3 separate regions of the Homo sapiens genome follow, and all the other regions are linked to region 2. Evidence: chromatin contacts called from ENCODE Hi-C or POLR2A ChIA-PET data. All regions are on one chromosome and are shown on one strand. Each heading gives the region's core, a stretch centred on a gene start or an enhancer-like site at or near the end of the contact. The rest is flanking DNA. Distances are from core to core; before and after follow the strand shown.

Region 1 (4,319 bases), core at 322-2,821, 5.5 Mb before region 2:
AAAATTCCATCTCTACAAAAAATACAAAAAATTAGCAGGGTGGTGGTGTGCACCTGTAGTCCCAGCTCTCCGGAGGCTGAGCTGAGAGGATCGCCTGAGCCCAGGAAGTCGAGGCTGCAGTATGCCATGACCACGTCACTGCACTCCAGCCTGGGCAACAGAATGAGACCCTGTGTCAAAGAAACAAACAAACAAACAAACAAAAAAAGCACAATGTTATACACTCCAGAATGTAGAAATGCATTAGATAAAGGCCTGTTTACAGTTTAATAGGGGGAAAGACTTGCAAGTAAATAATTTTAGTTCGAAGTTAGAAAGTGGTAATAACTAAATACATGAAATTCCAGAAATATGATGGACTCTCAATAGAAAGAAAAATTATTTCTAGGTAGAGATGTCACTTTCTAAAGCTTTAAATAATGGAAAGAATTTCAACATTTGGAGATGAGGGGGAGAGACAGGTATTTCATGCAAGGGACATGAGCAATCTATAAAAATGTAATAATTTATGCATGACGTACTTCACAGGGTCTGGTTTACCACTGACTGAGGGAGAATGGAAGGGGAACAGCAGAAAATAAAAAAAGTTTTGAATCCAAGTTAATAAACTTGACCTTTAATCTACAGGCAACAGAGAGCCATTGGATCAGCTATTTTGGATCACGGTGGTGCTTGAAGATGGCTACACCTATAGCAGGTATATGTAAGATAGGCTAGTAGCAGAGTGATGCTAGAGGCAGGACATCAATGAGAAAGGTACTGCACTGACACCGTGCAGGGGATGGTAATGAGAACGTTGATTAGGTGGGGGCAGTGGGTAAGAAGATGCAAGAATTACTGTAGGGGTACAATCGACAGGACTTGGCAAGTGATTGGAGCATGGAAAGGCAAGAAAGGGCATCAAATCTGACATCAAAGTTTCCAAGTTGGTTGTATTAACAAAAACGGGTGCATAGCCTGGGAAGTAATTTGGGAGGGAAGAGGCCAAGCTTTGTCGGGATATTAAGTGTTTATACATTTGCTGAACATCCCACAAGACATGGGCAAGACTCTTGGAAGTAGCTGGATACTGACGACTGAAGCTGGAGCAGAGAGGGGGTATGTTTCTGCAAAACCACATACAAAACGGACTACGGAAATCTTACTACCGAGGCTTGCCCAGGCAGGAGAGAAAGGTGTAGCATCCCTGAAGTCATCAGTCGTGTCTACTCTTCACCGCCTGCTCTCACCTCACGTTCCCCACGAAGACTCCGGGAGCAGGCGGCCGGAAGGAGCCCTTCCCTCCCTTCTCCGGTGATTCCCAGAACTTCCGTCTCTACCCGTCACCTGCTCCCAATCAAAGGAGCTTAATAGACGGCGACGTTTTCGACTGCCCAGCCACCAGGCAGGCTGAAAGTGCATGGAGGGCATCATCCACCTTTAGACAGCTACTTGCCCACACCTCATCGAGCTCTGGGCGTTGTGCCAGCATTTGAAGAAGCGATCTGTTGCAAAGCGATCCACACGGAGAGCCTTAGTTATCGCGAGACTTGACAGGCACCCTCAACTTTAGCCCGCCGGAAGCGGAAGTCAGGTGGTTGTCGGATTTTAGAGGAAGGCGCTCGGTTACATTGGAGAACTGGAGTGGTCTGGAGTTCCACGGTGTAGTGGACCAGAGGCCACCTCTCCTGGGCTTCTCAGTGTCTCGCCGGCGGGGTTCGGCCTGAGCTGGATTGACATAGCCCTTGGCGGGTGAGTCGCCCCGGACGCCCGGGAGGAGGGAGCGGGGCGGCCGAGCTGGGTGGCCAGCGAGGTGTCCTCCCCCTGTGCGGTGATCTGTACTCTTTGCTAGACCGAAGCCCGTTTACTTCTCACGGCCCATAATTTCCCTCACTTCTGGAGGTATAAGGTGCTTCGGAAGGGAGCAAATCTGCCAGAACCTTGGTAAGCAAGCTGTGATGTGCCTTGAGGACGGACTGGAAAACGCAGTTGTTTTCAGTCTGCATCTTCGTCTGTTCCCCGGGCTCACCTCCCAGGGCAGCGAAACCCCATTCTGGTTGGTTATTTCCAGGGTTAGTCGCCCGCAGCCAAAGTTCTTTGTGGTTTTATTTGTGGTGAATAAATTAGCAGTATTCAAGTACAAATCTGAAAGGCTTACCCTAAAAGAACATACATACTTTATGAAGTTTGTATTCATACTTGAACTATTTTGCTTTTGAAGGCCCAGAGGACAAATCTTGTAGCTTCTTGCTCTTGAGAACCAGTTCCCTCTTTGGAATATTAGCTTTGGAAGTCTTTAGAGCGTTTTTTTGGTTTGTTTTTTGTTTTTTTTTTGAGACGGAGTCTCGCTCTGTCGCCCAGGCTGGAGTGCAGTGGCGCGATCTCCGCCTCCCAAGTTCAAGCGATTCTCCTGCCTCAGCCTCCCGAGTAGCTGGGACTACAGGCACATGCCACCACGCCTGGCTAATTTTTTCTATTTTTAGGAGAGACGAGGTTTCACCGTGTTAGCCAGGCTGGTCTCGATCTCTTGACTTCGTGATCTGCCCGCCTCGGCCTCCCAAAGTGTTGGGATTACAGAGGTGAGCCACCGCGCCTGGCCTTAGAGCACTTTTACTCCAATTCTTTCCTTGAATAAGACTCTTATGCGCCACCCTCCCCTACAAACACCTTTTGAGAGTTTCCTTAAATAAAGTCAAGTTTGTTTTTTTCCTCCCACAGATTTAAACAACCTAAACATTAAGCAGTACAGCTGCCTCAAACCTTTGGGGTAAGTAAAGCTTGGGTCGATTAACATTCTATTTAAATTTCGTTCTCAGTAATAATACAGTTGATATTTGTTTACATGAGTATGGGTGGGGAGTCGTGGGAGAACATATGAGAACATAAAAATGGAGTAGCACCTTTTCCTTGCCTTATGATTTTTACTGCCCATCTGGATTAGGTATGGGTCATCTTTTTAGTGATTTCTGTGATCCCACTAGAATTCTAGACATGATTTTTAATTAGCTGAATTTATTTAAAACTCATTCCTTGGATTTGAGAATTTGATATAGTTTGCCAATCCCAGACACATTGAAAGTCTGATATTTGGTATTTGATAAAGCATACTAAGAGCAATAGCCTGAAAGATAAGAGTGTCAGGCTGGGCGCGGTGGCTTATGCCTGTTATCCCAGTACTTTGGGAGGCTGAGGCAGGCAGATCACCTGAGGTCAGGAGTTCAAGATCAGCCTGGCCAACATGATGAAACCCTGTCTCTACTAAAAATACAAAAATTAGCGAGCGGGCGTGCACCTGTAATCCCAGCTATTCGGGAGGCAGAGACAGGAGAATCACTTGAATTCGAGAGGCAGAGATTGCAGTGAGCCGAGATCGCGCCATTGCACTCTAGCCTGGGCAACAAGAGTGAAACTCCGTCTCAAAAAAAAAAAAAAAAAAAGGCTGGGCGCAGTGGCTCATACCTGTAATCCCAGGACTTTGGGAGGCCAAAGCGGGCGGATTATGAGGTCAGGAGTTCAAGACCCGCCTGGCCAACAAAACCCCATCTCTACTAAAAATGCAAAAATTAGCTGGGTGTGGTGGCGCGTGCCTGTAATCCCAGCTACTTGGGAGGCTGAGGCAGGAGAATTGCTTGAACCTGGGAGGCAGAGGTTGCAGTGTGCTGAGATCGCGCCATTGCACTCCAACTCTGGGTGACAGAGCAAGACTCCGTCTGGGGGAAAAGGAAAAAGAAAAAATCTACATATTGTTTCTTGCAATGCAACAATAATTTCCGTTTAATTTTGTTGGGGTTAAAGTAGGTAGTATAAATGTTACAAATATTTGCATATGTTTGGAGGAAAGGCAGACTAATGAAGAAGTTATCACAATAGCTTCCATTGTCACATCTTTTTGTCCCAAACCTTTTATTGGAAGTTAATAAAGTAAGAAAAATAATTCGGGCCAGGCACAGTGGCTCATGCCTGTAATCCCAGCACTTTGGGAAGCCAAGGCAGGAGGATCACCGAAGCCCAAGACTTCCAGCCTAGGCAACATGGCGAGATCCCGTCTCTTCAAAAAATACGAAAATTAGCCGGGTGTGGGTGGCATGCACCTGTAGTTCCAGCAACTTGGGAGGCTGAGGTGGGAGGATTGTTTGAGCCAGGGAAGTCAAGGCTGCAGTGACCCGAGGTTGTGCCGCTGTGCTCCAGCCTGGGTGACAAAGTGAGAGACCCTGTCTCAAAAAAAAAAAAAAAATGTTGAATTCAATATCTAAAATATGACATGTCTGAAAGCACACAAAGACTTCCATGAATACCCCGCCTAAAAATTGCTTACTTCTTGGTTTTTCATTATTTGGAGA
Region 2 (3,949 bases), core at 967-3,466:
GTTTTGATACTATTACTGACTTAACTAGCCCCTACTTTCTCTGTTCTTCAGTCTTCATCTGTGAAACAAGGAAAACAGAACTCAATCTCCCGCTTTAAGAGGGATTTCACATAAAACACAGGAATTAGTGGAAAAAGGCTTCATTTGCCCCACTCTCAGTCTCAAACTTGGAGTTAAACACAGATAACATTCACAAAGTTTAACTGAGAGAAAAGGCTATTCCAATACCCTTACCTCTCACCCGAAAATAAGACAGACTTTTTAAGTCGTATTATGGTAGATGTGAGCAACAAAGAAAAGAATATGAAATTATTTGTTACTTAAAACACAAAGCAGGGGCCAAGCAACTGTCTTTTATTTGGGAATCCAAATACCCCTTTTCCCTTCCTTCTGGCTGGCCTAAAAGGATCACAACCTGTTATGCGAGCTCCAAGTTTGAACTGTAGAAATTTCTGCTCCCACATATCTTCCAAATCTTGCGCCAGCAATATATCCTGTTCATCTTCTTCATCATGAAGGTCAGCTTTCTTCTTTGCCAGTCGCTGGTTTTCATCCAGAGCACGAAGCTCGTGGTCTGAATACAGGCTTCTCTCTATCTCAATCTGGGAAAATTCAAAGGGCAAAAAACTACCTTAATCTGGCAAAATTAAAAGGAAAAAAAAAACAGGAAGAATAAAACAGAGACATGGCACACTTGGCAAGCTCAGAAGTTTATCACCCAACATAACCAGATACACAGTCAAAACACCATGCAGAAAGGAAATGGAGGGAAAAAAAGGTCCTCTGAACTTTGGGCTTGAGTTACATTTGCCAAAAATGTTACAATGTCACTGGGGGTCAAGAGTGCTACAAAAACAGAGAGCTGGGTTGGGCAATGCCTGCTGACTCACCACAATCCAGTCATGTCAGTCTTTGATCAGAATCTCACTCACCAAGGACTTTCCTGTTCAGGGACTTTCAAGAGGTTGTTCCTTCTTCCTAGAATGTTTTTCCTCACATTCTTTCTTCTGGGAGAGTCCTACTCATCTTTCTGATTTCAATTTAAATATGACTGTCTCAGAGAGACATTTCTCATAAAGAGAAAAACCTGTATTCAGAAAGTCTGAGGCATTCCTTGACACTCACCATAAAATCAAAATGTGATGTATTTGTTAAACACTCTTATAGTGCCTTGTGTTTTCCTTAACAACACTTATCAGGGTCTGCATTTAGTTGTATGATTATTTGGTTACTGACTGATCCCCTCACTCAACTAGACTGAAGTACTCTGAGAACCAGAGCTACTTCTGCCTTATTCATTACAGCATCTCTATCACTTAACATACTCTCTGATGCATAGTATGGGCACAATGAACATCTGTAGGTTGAGTAACAAATATTTGTCAAGCGAGCGAGTAAATGAATAAATCAAGCAAAAAGCACAGAAGAGAAGTTTATAGTTCTCAACAGACCAAGACAAAAACATCTCGGATTCTGAGGAAACATATCACCCTTCAAACACTTTCTGTAGCGACCTCACACCTTCACAGCCACTACACTGTTTTTGCCCATGCTTCCTCACTTGCCCCTCACACAGATAGCCCCATGAGATAAAACAGAGTAGGCTTATCATAGGCATCTGACAGATGTGCCCACCGCCTCTTGTATTTCCTTCTTAACATTCATCACATCACAAAGACTTTCTCCCTCCAGACTTGTAAGCTCCTAGTGACACGGACCGATTCTTGTTCACCACAGGATCCCTATTGTGTTGCATGAACAAGAAGTAGAGTATCTCCAAAGAGTTGTCTAAGGTGACAATAAACACGGCCAATGAAAAGAAACCACTTTTTGTTGAACATCTATGTACCAAACCAAGTCAGTAAGGTAGGTACCATTCTGCGGATAAGTACCGTATACTTAAGTTCAGAGAGGTGAAATTACTCGCTCAAAGTCACGCAGAATAAACGTCACTCTGAACCCTGCATCTCAGTCCCACCTGCTGCAGTAGAGACGCCATCTCTTCCTGCAATGGGGTCAACGGCTTGGAGACTACAGGTGGCCGCTGCAGGCACAACGCGCCCAACAAGCGCCATGGGGATCCGTTGCTTGAGGGTGCGGCTGCAAGAGCCAGGCTGCGAGAGCTTAGACTGCCGGCCCAGAGCCTCTCGAACCGCCGCCAACCCCCCGCCACCCCTAACAGCGTCCGCCTTACGGGCGCCGCCATCTTTCGTTCTCCCACAATGCACCGCGGCTCCCAGGGATCCCTCAGCCGCGGGAGCGGCAAACTAGGGGAAAGCTCAGTCCCGGAACTGCTAGAACGAACCATTCGCATATGGAGGGGGTGACCCACCATCTCAGAACATTAAAAAAGGGAAAGAATCCCCTGGTGAACTACAGTGAAAGTCTTATTGAGCATTTAAATGGAAATAAAAATATTCAGTGGACCTAATGAAGAGTAGATGACTTTCCCTTCTGTCCCCTCCCCGACAGGCACTCATGGTACCGGCGCCGGCGCAGCTGTGACTGTCGCTGCAGACGGAAACTGACTGGGGTCAATTCAAGTCATGCAGGCTGTGAGAAACGCGGGGTCGCGGTTCCTGCGGTCCTGGACTTGGCCCCAGACAGCCGGGTAACAAATGACTGCCCCCTCGAGCCCACCGCCACCTCCAGGACTATGCTCCTACTCGTGTCCCTTGAGCCACCCGGGCCCCAGTGACCGTTAGGCCGTGGCCCTCACCGAGCTTTTCTTCCCAGCAGGGTCGTGGCCAGAACGCCGGCCGGGACCATCTGCACAGGCGCTCGACAGCTCCAAGACGCTGCGGCCAAGCAGAAAGTTGAACAGAACGCGGCTCCCAGCCACACCAAGTTCAGGTGAGCCCCACTTGGACCAGCCCTCTGGAGACCCGCAACCCCTGACTCTTGCCCGACACCCTCCAGAGTCAGAACCAGTGAATTTTCAGCTATGTCACTTGCTATCCGTGGGACCTTATGCAAATAAATCTGAGCCTCAGCCTTCTCATCTAAAAATGCGGATAATGCTGAGAGAGGTTGTGAGAATCAGATGAGCCGTGGTACAGAGTAAATGTTCAGTGAACATTCGTTAAATCAATGAGTGAATGTGAGATATCCATAACATGTATCAGCGTTCTTTTCTTCTGAGATGGAGATCTTTTCAGACCAATAACCTTCCCTGCCTCCAAAACAAAATGGGGAGGTAGAGGGCGCTAGCGATGGAACAGATGTTCCTGCACGTCTTACGGATGGTCCAGGGTGGGTTTTGTGCTCAGCCCTAGGAACTGGCATCTTGCTTCCCACCAGTGCCACCACCTCTGTATGCTGTATACACATCCACTTAACTTCACATCCATTTAACAAACATTTACCAAGAATCTACTATGAGTGAGACACCATGCTAGGTGCCGTGAATACAGATACAAAAGATCATTCCTCCCCACAAGTAGTTCACAGTCTTTGAGGGAAGACAAACATGCAAACATTTTAACCATAATCTGCTCAATAATATAATGGAGGTAAGCATTGGTTGGAAGTATGAAATCATAAGTGTCTAACTCCTGGCCGGGTGCAGTAGCTCATGCCTTTAATCCCAGCACTTTAGGCGGCCAAGGTGGGCGAATTACTTGAGGTCAGGAGATCGAGACCAGCCTGGCCAACATGGCGAAACCCCGTCTCCACTAAAAGCACAAAAACTAGCCAGGCGTGATGTCTGGCACCTGTAATCCCAGCCACTCAGGAGGCTGAAGTAGAAGAATCGCATGAACCCAGGGAGCGGAGGTTGCAGTGAGCCAAGATCACGCCACTGTACTCCAGCCTGGGTGACAGATTGAGACTCTGTCTCAAAGAAAAAAAAAAAAAAAAAGAATAAGTGTCTCATTCCTGAGGAAATCAGGCAAGACCATGGAGAAAAGAACATGGAGCTCAGAAGTGAATGGGAGTTCATCTGGACAAG
Region 3 (4,531 bases), core at 2,032-4,531, 5.9 Mb before region 2:
CCGTTTCTCAATCTTGGCAACGTAGACATCCTGGGCTGGACATTCTTTGTTATAGGCAGCTGTACTGTGTATTGCAGAAAGTTTAGCAACATCCTTGGCCTCTACCCCTTAGAAGTTAGCAGGTATCCCCTGGCTATGAGAACGAAAAATGTGTCTGGACATTGCCAAATGTCCTCTAAAGCAAAACTCTGTCCCTTTGAGAATACACAGTGCCACTTGCTTTCCAGGACCAGCCCTGGGTAAGAGCTATTACTAATCTAATCAACATTTGTGAAGGGCCCAAGTACACAAGGCATCAAGCAGAAGGGAGGGAGGCAAGAGCAGACCCTGCCCTCAAACAAGTTCAGGCTGGTAGGCAGGGCAAGAAGCCAAGGGCCCAACTTATACCTGGAACTCCATGTCCTATTTGGTCCTCAGAAACCCATTTTAGTTTCAACAAAAATGCTGCATTCAGCGCAGTGGTTATTTCAGGAAGAAAAGACCCACAGCGGGGCTGTAGCTGTACTGGTGATGTTTTTCTGAAGCTGGGAAAGTACATGTGAGTTCATTTTGCTACTACCTTTTTGAGTGTCTTAAACATTTAATGACCATAAAAATAGGAAAAATGAAGTTGTTCAAAATCACCAACCGCCCATGAAGCCCATGCTTTCACCCAAGTATGCAAAAGGACTAAGATAAGCCATAGAAAAAACATCAAAGTGCAATGAAGATACTCGTGAACTACCTAAGTAGTGCCTTGTATGTACCTGGAAATGGACCAAAGCTCATTTCTGAGTGGTTAGCATGGAGACACCAAAGGAATGCCTTCACAGAAGAAAAGCAGGCAGATTCAGCCAGGGCTGACACAAAGGGGGCAACGTAAGCCAGCTATAAAACCAAGAACAGAAGCAGCCAAGAGAGAAAAGGTGTCCTGGAAGCCACTAGATTTGGGAATCATGATCTTGTGGCGAACTAACTCAATGCACACAACTTCCGCTACACCCCTTATGAAAGCAGTCCAGTTTAGTGGCTACAAGTTTAGATGGGATTCCCAACTCTGCCACTTACTAGCTGGGTGACCTTGGATAATAAGACCTACTGATGGTTTTTGACCAGGAAAATACCACTTTAGGAATCCAGCAAACACTTACCAAAAGCTTCAGCATTTCCTTAGTGTCAGGATCTACTTCAATAATCTCCTGATCCAAGGCTGAGACCTACAAGGAAACGAGGTAGGGTCAAAATACCAATCAATGAGATTATCACTCACCTCTCCTCCTCCTCTCCCCAGGTTCTTAAATATGGGGAAGAGGAGCTGCACAAGGATAGCATTCCTCTCACAAGGTGAGCAGTCTCTTACAGTATTACAGACCCCGATGACCTGTTCTTCTGGCCTTACCTTCCCATGCCCTCATTCAGTATTCAGAACACTTGAAGTCTGTGTTTACACCAAAGAATACTATATTAGGGGCAAACAATCGAGCCACGACAGCAGTCATCAAATCAACATTAAGGGCTCTCATGAAATATGGAATAGACTTAACTGGTTCCAGAAGAGCAGAATGGAGGCTAAGAAACTGGTAGGGGGCCTATGGGCACCCACAGCTGGTTATGGAATGTATGGATTAAAGGTCTCAGATTCAGCTGAGGTCCCTTTGGAAGCCAAGAACCCATAGCTTTATCATTTGAGGATTAGCCAGAAGCCCAAATATCCAGAAAGTTTACCTCAGGAACATAATTGTCTCTCCTTTCTCTCTCCTCCTCCTGCAGCTTGATGGAGATACCTCTTACTGGGCCTCTCTGAATTCGCTTCATCAGATGCGTGACATAACTACAAAGCACACACAGCCAAAGAGAACAGTGAGAAGACAAATCAACTCCCACCTGGTACTGAGCACATGTGCATATATAAATACCCGCTTTAGTTCTTTTCCACAGTGAGAAGGAAGAGGACTCACTATCCTGGGACCTCCTACACATAGAACCTCCACTGGCCTGAGCATTCCTTCCCCTTGGTTTCTCACTCTCTATTCAAACTCTCCTTCATGATGATCAAGCGCCCCACCCCCAACTCGCCCCGCCCCGCCCCGCAGTTTCACGACCCTTCACAGCCTTCATTTTCTTCCAATTTCAAATTCACATAACTTGGCAATTAATACGTTGACTTTGGCACTATTCTTCCAGGCCATATGCCTATAAATCTCTCGAACAGTAACTGCAACTGTGAAGTAAGCATTAGAAGTTGACATCCAGCCGGGCGAGGTGGCTCACGCCTGTAATCCCAGCAATTTGGGAGGCCGAGGCGGGCGGATCGCTTGAGGTCAGGTGTTCGAGACCAGCCTGGTCAACATTGTGAAACCCTGTTGTCTACTAAAAATACAAAAATTAGCCGAGTGTGGTAGCACGTGCCTCTAATCCCAGCTACTGGGAAGGCTGAGGCATGACAATCGCTTGAACCCGGGAGACGGAGGTTGCAGTGAGCCGAGATGGCGCCACTGCACTCTAGCCTGGGCGCCAGGGCAAGATTCCGTCTCAAAAAAAAAAGAAAAAAAAGAAAGAAAAAAGTTGACAACTAAAAGCAACGTAGCTTCAAAGCAAGAGGTCTGACGGTGGCTACCTTCGACCCAGGGTCACCGCGGCCAGTCATGACACAGGCCTAAGTTCACAACAGAAATCCTGCACACGCAGAGCTCTAGCCCTTCTCCGGGACACCAGGGAGTCTCAGGCTAACGAAACCACCAAGGCACCGTCTCTTCCCGAGTCGGAGGGCGGCAGAGCACACAAACAGATCGCGGAGCCCCGGAGGCCGAGGAAGGCCCGACTCACCCTGCTATCTTGTTGCGGAGCTTTTTGCTGGGGATAATGGCGATCTCCTCGCACACGCGCTTGTTCGTGTGGAAGTCGTTGCCCAGGCGCGTGTAGTACTTTTCTATGATGACCCGGGCCGCCTTCTTCACGGTTTTGGTGCGAACGCGGCCCTGCGGGTGGAGAGGACAGGATCACTCACGAGCCAGCGCAACCTTCTGGGAAGAGTGCGGCGCCGAGCCCCGGCCGGTGTGGTTGGGGACCGCCGGCTGCGCTGAGCCGGAGAGGGCCCGGCTAAACAGTGCCGGGCGCCGGGCTTAATGCGGAAGCCGCCGGCCCGTTGCGCTCCAGCCTGACAGGGCTCTGCGCCTTCCCGGCCCAGGGCCTCTCTGTGGGCTGAGGACCGCGGGAAGCTGCAGATGGGGGACGATTGTGGAGGATGGCGGCCTCGAGCCAAAACACCTACCATGTTGGCGGGTCCTTGGTAAAAGAGGAAACAGGAAGCACAGGCGAAGCCTGTTAAAGCTTAGGCCAGAAAGCCGCTTCCGCCCGGCCACGGTCGCTCTGAGCCTACTCGGGAGCCACACAGCGCCCCCTGGCGGAGTGGAGCGGGGGCGGCGGTGGCGCGCCCCTCCGGTGGGCAGGGTGTCTGTCCCGCCCCCGACGGCTCCTCCCTTTCCGCTCCCCGCTCCCCTCGGTTGACTTGGGCTCGCTTCTCTCCCCCATCTGATTTTTAATGGGACCGCCCGTGCGATGTGCTCTAGCGTAGCGTCCATCTCTTCCACACACGCCAGGGAGAGGAGAAGCATCCGGTCCTCGGGAGGACCGAGAAAAGAAGGCGATCCAGGGCCGTGGAACAATGAGGAAGTGGGGGATGGCGGCCGCCCAGGTCCCCCACTCAGTCCGCGGGCCGGAGACTTGTCAGGTAGAGACAGGGTGCGACTGGGCGAGACGTATCTCATTTCTTCCGGGCCTTTGCTCAAATGTCGCCTTATCAGAGGGCTTTCCCTTCAAACTTAGGTAAAATAACTCCCTCACTATCCCTGCTTATATTTCCTAGCACTTGCCGTGTGATTCGGCTTATTTTTCTCAACTAGGGGTGAGCTCCATGACAGTAATGGTCATTTTGTTTAGCTAATTCCCAGTGCTTGAACAGCGCCTAGCACGTAACAACCTCTAACATTGACGTGAAGGGCCCAGCTCACCAGCAGAGCTCCCAACACCTCAGGTACCTTCTCCATCCACTATCTTCAGGCTGTTCCTGCCGCACCCATCCTCAAACCAGGGCCTTCCGAAGCCACCAGCGCAGGCTGCCCCGATGGGCCGCAGCCTAGGTAGGGCCCTGCCCCCTTCTTCCAACTCTGCTCCCTGGGCTGACAGCAATCCTAGGCTCCCACCTGACAGGGGAAGGCTGAGCTGGCCAGGCTGGATGAGTTAAGCCCAGGGCTGTGCCTCATTCCTCAACGCACCTTGGGTACTCCAGTCGGACTCTCAACTGATTGGGGATGGAAACCTGAAGGACAGGAAACCCTGGCAGCAAAAAGTACCAATGGGACAAAAGAAAAGGCCAGAATCTCAGAACTGCGGGAGCAAACTTCCAGTCAAGCTGCTGTCAGGCCCGAAGTGAAAGATCAGGGTTTTTGTTTTTGTTTTTGTTTTTGAGACGGAGTCTTGCTGTCGCCCAGGCTGGAGTGCAGTGGCGCGATCTCGGCTCACTGCAACCTCTGCCTCCCAAGTTCAAGCGATT

What was found. Hi-C counts contacts between places; a loop is a spot of excess contacts on that map. ChIA-PET counts read pairs that join two places held with the same protein, here RNA polymerase II (POLR2A). Pooled maps may share reads with other maps.
Region 1: a loop to region 2 is called in a pooled map, with 4 times the contacts of the local background. The contact joins the promoter of RAMAC here to the promoter of MRPL46 in region 2. A Hi-C loop is called at or near these places in 7 of 50 pooled maps.
Region 3: a map with no recorded cell type shows a loop between it and region 2 (7-fold over the local background). The contact joins the promoter of RPS17 here to the promoter of MRPL46 in region 2. A Hi-C loop is called at or near these places in 1 of 37 single-sample maps with no recorded cell type and 7 of 50 pooled maps. POLR2A ChIA-PET finds 5 or more read pairs at or near these places in 1 of 52 experiments (CD8-positive, alpha-beta memory T cell).

The regions. Positions count from the first base shown.
Region 1 is chr15:82,984,639-82,988,957 of GRCh38, forward strand. It overlaps RAMAC (RNA guanine-7 methyltransferase activating subunit), which reads left to right and starts at 1,572. Exons shown (of 4, transcript NM_031452.4): 1 at 1,572-1,731; 2 at 2,698-2,746. It also overlaps a transcript of HOMER2 not described here.
Region 2 is chr15:88,465,172-88,469,120 of GRCh38, forward strand. MRPL46 (mitochondrial ribosomal protein L46) reads right to left here and starts at 2,217. Exons shown (of 4, transcript NM_022163.4): 1 at 1,979-2,217; 2 at 416-602. The coding sequence starts at 2,206. It overlaps MRPS11 (mitochondrial ribosomal protein S11), which reads left to right and starts at 2,537. Exons shown (of 6, transcript NM_022839.5): 1 at 2,537-2,611; 2 at 2,737-2,853. The coding sequence starts at 2,547. RefSeq lists enhancers at 552-1,751, 2,218-2,387.
Region 3 is chr15:82,537,176-82,541,706 of GRCh38, forward strand. It overlaps RPS17 (ribosomal protein S17), which reads right to left and starts at 3,282. Exons shown (of 5, transcript NM_001021.6): 1 at 3,251-3,282; 2 at 2,806-2,957; 3 at 1,705-1,810; 4 at 1,131-1,196. The coding sequence starts at 3,253. RefSeq lists silencers at 3,289-3,408, 3,419-3,518 and an enhancer at 3,638-4,139.